Regions from separate parts of the Homo sapiens genome. Here region 1 is linked to region 2. Evidence: chromatin loops called from intact Hi-C (ENCODE). Cell type or tissue: PC-3. All regions are shown on one strand.

Region 1 (2,500 bases), 120 kb after region 2:
AGCAGGGTCAGTGTAATATTCTCCATTCGGTGTAGAAGAAAAATCAAATATGCATCCTTTCTTTGAGAGACAGACAATGCAAAAGGTGGCATTTAGCTTCTTCCTGATCTGAGGTGGGAAGGATAAATATCAACTATGACAAGCCAAAAAGATAAGAGAAATACCATCAGCTGGAATGTTTCAGCATAAAGAAATCCACACTCACACAAAGAGAAAAAAGAAGAAAGTGAAAAAGGTTTGGAGACTATAGGAAAACAGAGAAGAATGCTATTAGAGACTATTAAAATGTATAAGATCTATATGAAAGTGGATGTCAGAATTTCTGCGACATGCTTTTCTCCTTTCTTTTCAGAGAAATAGATAGGTATATTACACATTATCTTAAAATTCACTTAAGGTAAATATCATACATTAAAAATAAAACAAATAAACAAAATCTGTGCCTGAATTCCCAAACTAAGCCCAATTAAAGGTTTCTTTATGGCTGTAAACCTGACAAGCTACAATTTCCCCCTGTTGCAGTGGGTGTGTGTGTTTTAATGTAATATTAATGAGCCAGGATGGAGGGTCATAAAAAGTGATAGGTTTTTGCGATGGTAAATTATAAATCGGTATTGATTTTTCCCGGCACTAATGCAGCCAGCTTATTGTAAGACACCACAGGCAAAGTGCACTTTATCAGATTAGACTGGGGCCGGTATCAAATATACATGAGAATAAGGATGCATTTGTGAGTTAGACTAGACTTTTCTTCCCTAACAATGCATGAAATTTTTAAGGAAAAAAAAAAAGCAGACAAGGATACTGGGAAATTCAACTTTTTTTTTCTTTTTCTAAAGCAAAAATTTCCAGAATTGTTGCTCTTGAGATAATTTGATTCAAAGTGAAGAGAAGGCAGTAATAACGCTAATCAAATTATAAATAGTTTTATTTAAGGCTGTTCTAAGTTTCTCTTATTCATTTGTACTTTAGGTTGGTGCCCAAAATGCAAAGGTCATTCTCTGGCCCCTTCCCTGCGTTCACTCTCTGCTTGCAGCATCATTGCTTTCCTCTACCCACAAGTCACTGGGAGTGTTTTGTTTTTTGTTTTTTGTTTGCAAATGACCGAGGTTCTTCTCCGTTGGTATTTTATAGTCAGAAGGACTTCATTAGGCAATTGAGTAGAGATGTTCAGCCATAGAGAGAAAAAGAGAAGGCAAAGAAAGAATAATAACAGGAGGAAGAAAAGAAAATGACTAGACCCCATTTCCTTCAACAAAGATATTATTATTTGTCCTCTCTCCAAACCTGGGTCAGCGTCTGACTCACTTCACGTCTCATATGTCAACAGAGAAGAAAGTCCTCACCCTGAACGTGTGCTTGCCTTTTGTTCTTTGGAGAGACTTCTCCAGCTTTGTTGGGAATGCTAGCAGCCCTGTTTCCAAACACTTCCCGATTTCTTCCTAATAACTGCTGGCACGCTCTCTATCAAAATCTGCCACTTTCCTCCCTGCACAAAAGCTGTGCTTCCACCACGTGATCGCAAGCCGTGCCCAGCTCTGAGGCCAGATCCGCAGCCAAGACTCCTCTCTCTGTCTCCATGGCGTGAACAGGAATTGGAAACCAGCACACTCAACCCCAATATAGTCTTTTTTTAAGAAGTCGAGAGAACATGTGTTTATTGACAGTTCATTAACAAATATCAACCCCCCGCAAGCTGTTTACTAAGGAATGTAGTTAAGTGAAGATGTGTGAATATAAATAACTAACAAAGGAAGAATGGAGAGAAAATATCTCATGGCATTCCCCCTTTGAATGTAGTTTGAATCTGTTTTATTTTCTGCTAGAAACATGTTGCTACTGAAGGTGTCTCTATGACACCCAGAACAGTAAAAACAGCAGGTGTTTGTGTGCTGGTATCTAGAACACTTAAATAAAACTCTGAAAAACTGGAGTATGACATGCCTTCTCATTTTTTTCCCCTTGTCTATATCAAGGGATTTAAACAATTATTTTAAAAAGGAAAAAGAAACTAGTAAGTTTCATAATAAGGTTAAGGCTATAATATAATTGCTAATTTCTAAAACATGATGAATATTTAAAACCACTGCAAAAGTTTACAAAAACCAAGCCCAAATCTTGAGGAACATAAAATCTTAGTTGGGGATAAGAGGAACCAGCAAAGAATATATACTATTCAATAAGGTGTTTCTCATTTGTTACACCAATACTCAAAATGGGCCATATTCAGCAAGGGTAGCTAACCATTTCCAAATGTTAAAAAAAAAAAACTGACTATAATATCCTTGCATCAAAATGACTCCAACAATTACAGAAACAAGGGAAAATGTTTTGAGACAAGAACAAATCAGGTAAAACCTAATAAAGTCAAAAGGAAATTAGAAAAATAGAAGGTTGTTTTCATGGGAGTTTAATCTTTTCACTGGAAAGTGATCTTTATTGTATGTCAAATCAACATTTTAAGGTGCTTTTTTATAAAGTTATGAAAGTAGAAGCATAC
Region 2 (2,500 bases):
ACCAAAGTGGCAGCAAGTCATTTGTCTGCAAGACTAGGGCAGGGTCACTTTGTGCCCATTTTAAAATAAAAACAATAACAAAACAAGGACCCCTGTGGCTACACTAAATGGGACTCCTCTCATTAAAAAACAAACATAGTTCTTGCTTTTGAAGCAATGGCATGTTTTGTTTGGTTATTTTTAAGGATCGCATCACTTGAAATTCAGATGTAGTCAAGCTTGATTTTCTCCCAGACCTTTGGCAGCTGACGGGTTGGGTGAAGGGAGAAGTTGGGAAAAGCATCTGGTCCCAGAAGCAAAAGTGAAGGCAGTGCATATTTACCAGCATGAGGCTGTCCACAGACAGTGAATAGAGACACAGGGAAAACCTCCAATACCCACCTGTTCACAGCTGGATTTCCCAGGGCACTTAATTTAATCAGAAGCAGTAACTTTTAGTAGCATTTTACAACCAATTAACCATGCAGGAAACAAAACAACTGACTCGGTGCCTTCCTCCTTGCTTCTAAAGAGACTGTGGCCTCAAAAGTCAGCAATTTGGAACTCTCTGTATGAAAGAAGACGCCATCAAACCCAGCACAAACAAGTTTTTTCCCTTCCTACATTTAATGGGAGGACCCTTGAATCTGGCCAGGCCTTGTTGGCATGGGAATCACTCCCATTTTCACATAAAGAGCTCCCATTTTGGTCAGCACATGCCAGGCACTGGGCATTTACACATTCATTCTAATGAATTCTTACCACCACCCCTTAATGTTAGGGCCTACTATATTCCCATCTACAGATGAATGTACTGAGGCGAGGGGAATCAGTAAAAGAACCCCAGGTCACATATAAGTGAAAGAACCAGGATCTGGGCCCAGAAAATATTGTTCATAACAGAGAGCAAAATCTTAGCATAGAACTCACTGATTTCCCCTGCAGCGAGTTAAAAGTAAAACCACGTGATAAGAGCCAGCTTCTGGTATTAATGAGGATAAACTTCCTTGTATCAAAAACAGGTATTCAAACTTATGCTAAATTCTATAGGCAATAATTTTCCACTAAATCAATAACAATTTTTTAAAAACAGGCTATACCTTTTAAACTGTGCATCACTTTAAAAAATCATTTCTAACTTTTCTTTAACTGATCCTCACGAAAAGTCTTGAAGTATATGACAGGGAGTGGATAAAGTCACTTCCATTTGACAGATGAGTCTACTGAAGCTCCAAGAAATCAGGTGACATGGTCAGGGTCACCCAGCTGATTAGTGGCAGCCTCTAGTTCCCATTCGTGAGCACCCCAGCCATGGGGGCTACTTTTCACATCCACAGAATGCCAAGCTCTTCCCCACCCTGGGTCCTGGAGGGATTTGGCCCTAGTTCTCTCCCACCCTTCAGGTCTCTGAGATGTCATCTCCCCAGGAATGTCTTCCTGTATCCTACCTCAGTGATCCCCCTCTCATTCCCCATCATCGTCATACCCAGATCCTATTACGGTGCTTGGCATCTGGCAGTCAAATATTTGCTAAGTGAATGAGTAAGTAAGTAAATGAACGCCTGATGAATTCTCAACTTTCTGAATTTTCTAACTCATAACAGTGACTATGCATCAGGACTTTCTCCCCAGCACCTCTGGTCATCTGTAGCATAACACATGAAAACAAATCCTGCCCCAGCAATACTTAAGGACCCACCTGCTGAAACGAGACCATGGTGGGACACCCCCTGCCCTGCTCCAAACACACGCACTTGTTCTTCAATGTCTTTCTCAGTTGACTCCAGGCTAGATTCTTAAGCATGGCAGGAAGAGCCACACAAAGTGGAGGATATAAATAAAAATGTCATAAAACAATAGTTTATTAAAACAAAGTAGAGAGTCTTCAAATTTAAGAAAAGAAGAAGCTACAGGCAGGTATAGCAGGCTACAACAGAGATCCTTAATTCTTCTCTGAGTTTTCATCCCTGTCTCTGGGGTTCTTCTGCTGATGGCTACCAGATGTCAGAGAGGGGCCTCTGAGAGAAACCTGACACAATCCCGCACCCCAATTTAAGCCAAGAGGTGTCGTGAGAGAGCACTGGGTCTGCTTGAACCTAGTATGTGTTCCCTCTCAATGAGTCTACTTCCAAAACCATTCCCTGAACGCTGAGAGTGTTTTGAGTGTTATTTTTGATATGGAAGGCTCTTCTCTTACAAAGATAATGATGATAAATTGTTCTCAAAGTGAACAGCCTGGGAAAATATGGGATTTTATGTATGTTTCCTTGAATTATGGAAGCAAGTTTGCCTGCACACTCTAGTGGTGTGGTGATTCTTAGCCAAGATGACTCAGAATACCAATTTCCTTTGATGATGGTTGATTCTTTTAGAAGGAAAGATTGCTCCAAAGTAGCCTAACTGAATACTTTACCAAGTGCTAGGCTTTAGAAAAATAATAATGAGTTAAGCATAGCTAATGTTTATACTACATTTAGTACATTTTTTTAGTCCTCACAGCAACCCTACGCTCCCCCATCCA

The links. Peaks named below come from ENCODE experiments on the same cell type or tissue, not always from the same donor. Only the 100,000 strongest peaks of a DNase experiment are listed, where the experiment ranks them.
Region 1: a loop joins it to region 2, with 1.9 times the contacts of the local background. A loop is called at or near these places in 1 of 110 quality-filtered maps.

What each region holds. Positions count from the first base shown.
Region 1 is chr5:158,978,900-158,981,399 of GRCh38, forward strand. All of the region lies in intron 6 of EBF1 (EBF transcription factor 1), which reads right to left. Among named protein-coding and RNA genes, the nearest start is that of EBF1, 120 kb to the right of the region's middle. In PC-3, no CTCF peak of the experiment used is centred here; a DNase peak (open chromatin) is centred at 1,312; H3K4me3 peaks cover 763 bases; H3K27ac peaks cover 909 bases.
Region 2 is chr5:158,854,181-158,856,680 of GRCh38, forward strand. All of the region lies in intron 6 of EBF1 (EBF transcription factor 1), which reads right to left. Among named protein-coding and RNA genes, the nearest start is that of EBF1, 240 kb to the right of the region's middle. In PC-3, no CTCF peak of the experiment used is centred here; a DNase peak (open chromatin) is centred at 1,491; H3K4me3 peaks cover 431 bases; H3K27ac peaks cover 2,165 bases.